Linked DNA regions of Homo sapiens: region 1 is linked to region 2. Evidence: read pairs that join two places in POLR2A ChIA-PET (ENCODE). Cell type or tissue: PC-9. All regions are shown on one strand. Links, peaks and the distances in the headings refer to the core of each region. The heading gives the core; the rest is flanking DNA.

The links. ChIA-PET counts read pairs that join two places held together with the same protein. Peaks named below come from ENCODE experiments on the same cell type or tissue, not always from the same donor. Only the 100,000 strongest peaks of a DNase experiment are listed, where the experiment ranks them.
Region 1: POLR2A ChIA-PET joins it to region 2 with 6 read pairs; 7 of 35 experiments call an interaction of 5 or more read pairs at or near these places.

The regions. Positions count from the first base shown.
Region 1 is chr2:147,988,435-147,996,432 of GRCh38, forward strand. The region is part of intron 1 of ORC4 (origin recognition complex subunit 4); the gene reads right to left. It overlaps LOC105373674 (a long non-coding RNA gene), which reads left to right. Exons shown (of 5, transcript XR_007087258.1): 4 at 1,607-1,737; 5 at 4,543-4,801. Among named protein-coding and RNA genes, the nearest start is that of ORC4, 28 kb to the right of the region's middle. In PC-9, for the core only: no CTCF peak of the experiment used is centred there; no DNase peak of the experiment used is centred there.
Region 2 is chr2:148,496,867-148,499,366 of GRCh38, forward strand. The region is part of intron 11 of MBD5 (methyl-CpG binding domain protein 5); the gene reads left to right. Among named protein-coding and RNA genes, the nearest start is that of EPC2, 150 kb to the right of the region's middle. In PC-9, for the core only: no CTCF peak of the experiment used is centred there; a DNase peak (open chromatin) is centred at 1,275.

The sequences.
Region 1 (7,998 bases), core at 3,142-5,641, 510 kb before region 2:
CTGCAACCTCCGCCTCCTGGGTTCAAGCTATTCTCCTGCCTCAGGAGATAGGAGCTGGGATTACAGGCATGTGCCACCATGCCTGGCTAATTTTTGCATTTTTAGTAGAGATGGGGGTTTCACCATGTTGGCCAGGCTGGTCTCGAACTCCTGACCTCAAGTGATCCACCCACCTTGGCCTCAGTTGGGATTACAGGCCTGAATCACCACGCCCAGCCTCACTTGCTGAATTTAAAGATGTTATTATTTTTAAAATGTAAGTGAAATAATCTCAGCTGTTCCAACTGCAGCTTTTTCCTGGAATGAAAAATGGCTGCCTGTCAACAGCATGCTGCTTAGTAAATAAAAAACAAAAAGCAAAAAAAAAAAAAAGATTTACTTCATCTGGAATTTTAAAATAAAAGTAGGAAAGAAACTGCTTTTTAGAAGAAATTTGTGTTATAGGGCATTTTGAAAATGTTTCCAACACTGATTTTATAGCCAAAAATTAGGTGTTACCTATAAAAATTCTCATATCTATACACTTAAAACATTTATAAACATAACTTTTTATTCTATTCACAAATATTTCTGTAAATAATGTAAGTTTTATATGTGTTGACCTAAAAGGAAAGAAGTTGAGGCAAAATTAATAACATACATAGAGAGTTCATTTGAGCCAAGCTTGAGGGTTGCAACCAAGGAGCATAAATTCAAGTTGCCCTGAATATGCTCATTAGCAGCAGTAACAAGTAGATTTTTAAAGAGAAAAAGAAAAATAAAAAGGCACGCTCTGAGTTGTTCACCAAGAATCTACATTAAAATAACAAACTATCCATTGGCTACAGAGTGGCAGGGGGTAGGGAGTTGGGGTGGAGTATGGGGGCATAACTGAAGTCCCATACTACTCACATCTCTCTGGGCCTGCATACCTCAGAGCTCAGACTGTTCTGAGCATTTTTTGTTTTCTCATACCCATTTGTTAAAAATATAAAAACATACCACTTTTCGGCTGGGCGCAGTGGCTCACACCTGTTATACCAGCACTTTGGGAGACTGAGGTGGGCAGATCACTTGAGGTCAGGAGTTTGAGACGAGCCTGGCCAACATGGTGAAACTCCATCTCTACTAAAAATACAAAAATTAGCCAGGTGTGGTGGCACGTGCCTGTAATCCCAGCTACTCAGGAGACTTGAGGCAGGAGAACTGCTTGAACCCAGGAGGCGGAGGTTGCAGTGAGCCAAGATCGCCAACACTGCACTCCCACCAGGGCAATAGGGCGAGACTCATCTCAAAAACAACAACAATAGGAACAACAACAACAAGAAACAAAAACCATGCACCACTTTCCAAGAACACTAATTTATATCAAGTTTTTCTTAGTTTGGAATAAGAACTAACACATCAAGAGAAGATGAAATTGGCTAACAACTCCTACAAAAACCTTGGTAAAATTAGTGGATGAGACTAGAAAATATAATTCAAAAATACACAAATGATCATGTATTATTTTCTCTAATACCCTTACTTTGAGGCAAAACCTTACAGCTCCAGCAGATGGGGGCATTACTTTGTGAAAAGAACTCTTAGTAAATTAAAAAGATGTTTAATACTGCTTTCTTTCCAGATGGTGGCAGAAGAAAACACCGAAAACAATACCACTACCCCACTCCCTTTATTAGAAAAAAGTTAAAATACAAATTCTATTACTGTTTACCTAGGACCTAACTTCACACGGCTGACATTTCTCAAAGATAGGTAAGTATGGACAAAATTTCAGAACTTTGCCTCTCTTCAGTTCGATAAAATGTTCTTGATTTGCTAGCTAAACAGTCAAATAACGTAAAATGAAAGGTATTTTAGGAGAAATTTGAAGGTGGTTTCCATGTTTTGTTACTGTCCTTTGAGATGAAACTGAGGCAAGAAAAATACATTTAAGCTGTTTTTCAGTCCATCAGAATTAGTTTTCATTCTTTTTTCTCCCCCAGTTGGATTGTTTGTACAGAGGTAAAGATTAAAATAGAGTTAAAAGAATGGTTGAGTGTGGGGAGAAATAAGGGCCAATACTGATATATATTCCAAGTTAGAAAATAAGTAAACTCTGTTAGTTCTTCCTAAAGAGATCAGCTCAAAAATGCTATCTATATCAAGTTGGGGCACAGCCTCTGGTGAGATGTTTCCTTGAGTTCTCCAGAGCTGAAGAATAATTCCACACAAATCAACTTTTGGACCACAGGTGAATAAACCATGGTAATTACTGACAGTTTTGTAAAATCTTTTTTTCCTCCTCATTTGTTGCCAGTGAATATTAAAAGGACACAATTTACTTAAGGACACATTCAGATTAAATGATTCCAAGGTTTGATAACCTTTAGTTAAGTAATATGATGCCATGATATTTTCTCATTGATATTAAAATGAAGAAAAATATTTTATAATGTCTTGGTACTTAAACTGATTAAATAATTGAAAAGGCTTGCAATTCTCCAGAAAAGCCATGTTCTCTCTAACCTCTGAATTTCAGTAATCTTCACTAGTACATGGCAGTATGTCTGGAATCATATATACACAGACACACACAACCACACATACATATATATACACACATATGAATATAAACGTATATACATATATATCTTTTTTTTTTTTTTTTGAGCTGGACTTTCACTCTGTCGCCTGGCTGGAGTGCAGTGGCACCATCTCAGCTCACTGCAACCTCCACCTCCAGGGTTCAAGCGATTCTCCTGCCTCAGCCTCCTGAGTAGCTGGGATTACAGGCATGCGCCACCACGCTCGGCTAATTTTTGTATTTTTAGTAGAGATGGGGTTTCACCATATTGGCCAGGCTGGTCTCGAACTCCTGACCTGGTGATCCGCCCACCTCAGCCTCCCAAAGTGCTGCTGGGATTACAGGCGTGAGCCACTGCACCCCATACATATATATCTTTTAATAAGTGTACTTACTTTATAAAGTACCTATTAGAGCCTTGATATTCATGAATAAGCCAATAAAGTTGTTTTCAAGAACATGGGAGGTAAATAGTTATGAAATAAACAACCCCCAGAAGGATAATCAGAGAGTTAATACTATGATATGTTCAGTAAAGAAAGACATTTAGAAATTACTACAGTTGGCCGGGCATGGTGGCTCACACCTGTAATCCCAGCACTTTGGGAGGCTGAGGCGGGTGGATCACCTGAGTTCAGGAGTTTGAGACCAGACTAGACAACATGGTGAAACCCCGTCTCTACTAAAAATACAAAATTAGCCAGGTGTCGTGGTGCGTACCTGTAATCCCAGATACTCGGGAAGCTGAGACAGGAGAATCGCTTGAACCGGGGAGGCGGAGGCTGCAGTAAGCGGAGATTGCACCACTGCACTCCAACCAGGGCAAGACAGAGCAAGACTCCGTCTCACAAAATGAAAAAAAGACATTACTACAGTTGTTTTGATTATTAACCATGGAATACACCTTGTAAATGATACAAAGTATCAATTCTGCAGTAGTGTTGATGAATGAATAAAAAAGAAATACTAGTTGGAGGACTTCTTTAAAGTATACGTCTTAAAATGCATTTACTTCTGAATTATATAGGCTAACAAAAGAACTAACACAAATTTGCAACGTATTTAGAAATCCTTTAGAAGCTTTGGAAATGCATTATATGATCTTACTGGCACTGACATAACTACATCTTAAATATTATAGTGATCAACAGTAGTCTATGTTCTCTGAGCACATGGAAGTAGGCTACCTTCAGGATTTAAGCTTGTGAATCCAAGCTAATGTGTTTAATTGGATGGATAAATAGTATAAGGGCGACAGACACTTGAATCAACGAAAACTTTTTTTTGTTTTTGGTTTAAGAGATGGGGCTTCCCTCTGTCAACTAGGGCAGTGGCACGATAATAGCTCACTGAAGTCATGAACTCCTGGCCTCAAGCAATCCTCCTGACTCAGCCTCCTAAATAGCTGGGATTACAAGTGTGAGGTACTGCCCCTGACAAAAATATCATTTTTGTGAAGGATGGTTGCATTATATGGGACACAAGATTTAAGACTAGGGCACTAAAATTGGTGGGTGAGAAGGCACATGTAGACAAATTTTCCTTGAAAAGCCCCAAACTACACATAAATTACAGAACTGTACTTTCTTGCAATATCAATTACTTCAGGGTATATGTTCATTTGAGAAGAATAATGAATAGAATACTGTCCACTATTCAAATAAATTTTTCCTTTGCCACGTTTACAGACTTGAGTTTACTTAAATGTAAGTATGATACTGCTAGGGCTAAGGAAATGATACTCCAAAATAAAGTCCTCCAAAGCAGCTCTCTCTGACCATCTCCTAACTTCCTGTCTCTGGCCTCTCATTCTCCTGAGGCTAGCCACTGAAACTACCATCCCTCGTCCCCAAGGTAGTCCACAGAAACCAGAACTCCCTTTCCCCAAAGCCAGCCACAGAACCTAAATATATTACTCTAATGTTCCCTGCCCTCATCTTTCTGTGTAAAAACTAACTATAAAGACATATCTGACCTATTCTGTTTGATTGTAGGTCATAGGATCCCCATTCCAGAAAGGGTGCTGTTCCATACCCGGAAGGAAAGAATGCTGCACAGAGAGGCCAAGAAGAATCTATACAGACAGGCAGGCCTTGCTGGGTTTCCCCACTCAGTATATGGCTGTCCAGACTTTGCTGAACCTAAGCATACCAATGGGCAGTTTTCTCCTATATCTTTAGGTCTTTATTCTGAAGGCTCCCATGTCACGTAACACCAAGATCAAATAAAATCATATGCCCTTTCTCCTATTAATCTGCCTTTTTTCAGCTGATTTTCAAAGAACCTTCAGAGGCTGAAAGGGAAGTTTTTTCTTGGCCCCTACAATATGCTACAACTCCAGTAAGTTAATTAGTAAATATTAAACTATTTTTGGAAGGAAAAAAAACTGAAAATAACATTGCTTTAGAGATAAATTATTTAAGAATTGCTAGAAATTACCCTAGAAATTATCCTAGAAAAATCTTAAAATTTTCCCTAAAAACTTTTAGGAATAATACATTGTTTCTAATGAGACCCTTCAGCTTATGCAAAAAGCACAGGAGACTAAATTCTAGAGTCAACGAAACGATATTCTCCAATTCTGTTTTGCTAATGAATATGTTGTCCATCCCCCCATCAGCATGCTTAGGTAATCTTGCAAGGATAAATGGAAATGTCAGTTGACATTTACAATGAAATAGGATTTTTAGACAGTTGTGCTTTTTGGGTGGGAAAAGGAGAGCTAAAAATTAGGGGGTTGGGGGCTTAAAAAAGACAGCATTATATGGCTTAGAACTTTGGTACCCTACCTTCATCCTTTTCTGCAATCCCTTTTACTCCCCAAAGTTAAAAGGCTATCAATGGGACAATAATTGATGATCAACTATGAAGAAATAGGCTCAAATACACTGTTTTATTATATTTTTATCATTCTTTATATACCTTTTCTCATCATTCTTTGTCCCAATAGTATGCTATGATTATGCACGTAGAAAATCCCAAAATAACAACAAAATCACTGGAACTAATAAACTACTGTAGAAAGGTTGCAGGATACAAGGTTAATATACAAATTGTCAACTTCCTTCCTATGTATCAGTAATGAACAACTGAAATTAGAAATTAAAATAATACCATATACATTAGCAACAACAACAAAAAACATTCACCAAAAATGTAGATATAAATCTAACAAAATATGTACAAGATCTCTATGAGGATCACTATAAAACTCTGATTCAAGAAATCAAAGAAAGTCTAAATAAATGAGATCATTCAAGAGTAGAAAAAAATTCGTATTGTTAAATGTCAGTTCTTCCAACCTTGATCTATAAATTCAATGCAATCCCAATCAAAATTCTGGATAGTTATTTTGTGGATATGACAAACTGATTTTAAAGTATACACAGAAAGACCCAGGAGAACCAACACGATACCGAAGGAGAACAAAGTTGGAGGACAAAACCTACCCAACTTCAAGACATTATAAAACTATACTAATCAATACAGTGTGATAATGGTGAAAGAACAGACAAATCAAGGGAACAAAACAGAGCCCAGAAATAGGCCCACATAAACATAGTCAGCTGGTCTTTTACGAATAAGCAAAGGCAATTCAATGGAGAAAAGAACAATCTTTGCAACAAATGGTAATGGAAAAACTAGACATACACATGCCAAAACATGAATTGACACAGACCTTACAAGTTTCACACACAAAAAATCTAAAAATGGATCACAGACCTAAATATAAAATGCAAAACTATAAAACTCCAAAAATGGCCGAGCACAGTGGCTCACGCCTCTAATCCCAGCACTCTGGGACACCAAGGCAGGTGGATCACCTGAGGTCAGGAGTTCGAAACCAGCCCGACCAACATGGTGAAACCCTGTCTCTACTAAAAATACAAAAATTAGCTGGGCATTGTGGCAGGCTCCTGTAATCCCAGCTACTTGGTGACAGGTGAAGCCAGCTGGACTTCCTGGGTCGAGTGGGGACTTGGACAACTTTTCTGTCTAGCTAGAGGACTGTAAATGCACCAATCAGCACTCAATAAAAAAACGCACCACTCAGCGCTCTGTGGATTAAAGGATTGTAAATGCACCAATCAGCACTCTATAAAAACGCACCAATCAGCGCTCTGTGTCTAAAGGACTGTAAATGCACCAATCAGCACTCTGTAAAAATGCACCACTCAGCATTCTGTGTCTAGCTAAAGGATTGTAAATGCACCAATCAGCACTCTATAAAAACGCACCAATCAGCACTCTGTGTCTAAAGTATTGTAAATGCACCAATCAGCACTCTGGTCTAGCTAAAGGATTGTAAATGCACCAATCAGCACTGTGTAAAAACGCACCACTCAGCGCTCTGTAAAATGGACCAATCAGCAGGATGTGTGTGGGGCCAAATAAGGGAATAAAAGTTGGCATGGACCAATCAGCAGGATGTGCGTGGGGCCAAATAAGGGAATAAAAGCTGGCCACCCGAGTCAGCAGTGGCAACCTGCTGGGGTCCCCTTCCACGCTGTGGAAGCTTTGTTCTTTCGCTCTTCACAATAGATCTTGCTGCTGCTCACTCTTTGGGTCCGCACTGCCTTTATGAGCTGTAACACTCACCAGGAGGGTCTGCGGCTTCATTCCTCAAGTGAGCAAGACACAAACCCACTGGGAGGAACAAACAACTCCAGACGCGCCACCTTTAAGAGCTGTAACACTCACTGCGAAGGTCCGCTGCTTCACTCCCGAAGTTAGCGAGACCACGAACCCAATGGAAGGAAGAAACTCCGGACACATCTGAACATCTGAACAAACAAACTCCAGACACACCATCTTTAAGAGCTTTAACATTCACTGCGAGGGTCTGCGGCTTCATTCTTGAAGTCAGCGAGACGAAGAACCCAATGGAAGGAATAAATTCCAGACACATCGGGAAGCTGAAGCAGGAGAATCGCTTGAACCCAGGAGGCAGAGGTTGCAGTGAGCCGAGATCACGCCATTGCACTCCAGCCTGGGCGACAGAGCAAGACTCCATCTCAAAAAAAAAAAAAACAAAAAACAGGCCAGGTGCGGTGGCTTACGCCTGTAATCCCAGTGCTTTGGGAGGCAGAGGCTGGTGGACCATGAGGTCAAGAGATCCGAGACCATCCTGGCCAATGTGGTGAAACCCCGTCTCTACTAAAAATTCAAAAATTAGCTGGGCATGGTGGTGTGTGCCTGTAGTTCCAGCTACTTGGGAGGCTGAGGCAGGAGAACCACTTGAACCCGGGAGGTGGAAGTTGTAGTGAGCCAAGATTGTGCCACTGCACTCAAGCCTGGTGACAGAGTGAGACTCCATCTCAAAAAACAAACAAACAAACAAACAAAATTCCAAAAATGTAACACAAAAGAAAATCTAGGTGACCTTGGTTATGGCCATGTGTTTTTAGATACAACACCGAAAGTACAATCCATGAAAGAAAATAAAAAAT
Region 2 (2,500 bases), core at 1-2,500:
TAGTACTCTGCCATGAGAACTATTGTACTATTGTTGGAAAACAATTAGGTTCATCCTGTCACAGGTGAATCAACTTTTTACTCTAAATTATTTATCATTTAATATTAATTCCCAGTCTTTAAAAAATATTGAAATATTGCACTTAAGTTAGCAGAAATTTTTTCAGTTTGAAGATGTTATTTTAAAAACATATATATTATTTTTAATATTTACTATTTAATAAATGTTTGATAATGAACCTAATAAATGCCTCATATTTGCTTTCTACTTCAGAGCTATATTTCCCAGACTTCAGCTAAAGCTGCATATTACATATATTATTATTTACTTAAATTTTTTCTTTAAATTTATCACTTAATTGATTCATTCAATAAATATTTATTAGGCACAAATGTACTAGGCACTATTCAAGCCACTTTTTAGATTTAAACAACTTAAGTTTTATCCTAGGATATTGTATATGTAAAATCATAATATTACTTGTATTTTTCTAATGTAAACTTATATGAATAATATAACTATTAAAAATATGCAAAGGAGGCCAGGCACAGTGGCTCACACCTATGATCCCAGTGCTTTGGGAGTCTGGGGTCAGAGGATCACTTGAGGCCAGGAGTTCAAGACTAGCATGGGCAACATAATGAAACCCTATCTCTACAAAAAATTGTTAAAAATTAGCGAGCATGATGCTGTGCACCTGTGGTCCCAGCTACTTGGGAGGCTAAGGTAGGATGATCACTTGAGCCCATGAGGTCAAGGCTGCAGTGAGCATGCCAGGCATGGTGGTGCACCCCTATAATTCTAGCTACTTGGAAGACTGAGGTGGGAGGATCACTTGAGTTCTGGAATTCAAGGTTACAATGAGCTATGATCACACCACTGCACTCCAGCCTGGGTGACAGAGTGGAGACCTTGTCTCTAAAAAAAAAAAAAAAAACTAAAAAAGAATATTTAAAGGTTTGTCCATGTTTTACCTAAATAATTTTACATACCACCAGTGGCCCTTTGACTGCTTTGGTGTTCATAAAGCACCTTCATGTTCGTGGTCATTTTAGATCCTTTCAGTGACCCACAAAGATGTGCAGAATTATCCCCATTTTACAGATGGGAGAACTGAAGCTCAGAGAAGTGGCATCCCAAAGAATACAAATCACAGGTAGTTAAGCCAGGTCGCAACCCTGGTCTTCTATTCTATATGTAGCACTCCTTACATTATGCCATTCCCCAACAACAGGACTTTGTAGAAATGGAATGGGGAAGTAAAGACTGAAAAGGTGAGCTTGAGGTCAACTCTGTTATAAGATCGATGATGTGGCTAGTGCTCCATTATTCTTTGACGTTTGCACAACAGCTCTGCTTCAGCAATAAGGAGCACCAAAGAATTCACACAGAGAGGTGTTATCAAGATTAAAGCCTGCAGAAAATTTTAACATCATCTCCGGTTAACCAGCTCTATTTAAAAGTGATCTAGGATCATTGATCCAGGTTCTTCGTTTTTGTTTGTTTGGTTTTTGTTTTGTTTTTGAGATGGAGTCTCTCGGCTCACTGCAACCTCCAGCCTCCCATGTTCAAACAATTCTCCTGCCTCAGCCTCCTGAGTAGCTGGGATTACAGATGCCTGCCACCATGCCCAGCTATTTTTTGTATTTTTAGTAAAGACAGAGTTTTACCATGTTGGCCAGGCTGGTCTGGAACTCCTGACCTCATGATCCACCCGCCTCGACCTCCCAAAGTGCTGGGATTACAGGCGTGAGCCACCATCCCCAGTCAGATCCAGGTTCTTCAAATATGTATTATACCTCTCTTTCGAGGGTTGGTTTGGCTCTCTGAAAGGTTATGTCTTCTTTTGTCAGACTTTAAGTTTCTTCTGAGATACATGAGGTCCCACTGTGCTGACACCAAATCAAAAACTTAGTTAAATTATCAAATGTGTAATATGGGCCTTCTGAACAAAATAAGCAAATAAGCAACCAGAGATTCAGCCTTGTTCAGAAAAACTCTTAATCATCTACCACATAGTAATGTCTGGCTTTATGAATATGTTTCTATCCGCACTGAACAAACTATAAAACTATTTATGTTGAAGAATTATTATATCCAAACAATTTGAATGAAAGAAGAGTTTTTAATAGTCAAAAAGTATTGGTAGGGCACGGTGGCTCATGCCTTTAATCCTAGCACTTTTGGAGGCTACGGCAAGCAGATCGCTTGAGCCCAGGAGTTTGAGATCAGCTTGGGCAATATAATGAGAACCCTGTTTCTACAAAAAAATAAAAAATAAAAAAATTAGCTGGGCATTGTGGCACACAGCTGTGGTCCCAGCTACTAAGGAGACTGAGGTGGGAAGATTACTTGAAGCCCAGGAGGTCGAGGCTGCAGTGAGCCAAGGTCACGCCACTGCATTCTAGCCTGGCCAACAGAGCAAGACCCTGTTAAAAAAAATTAACATTTAACATATGTGTATATTTATACATGAATAAGTAAACTATGAATACATATA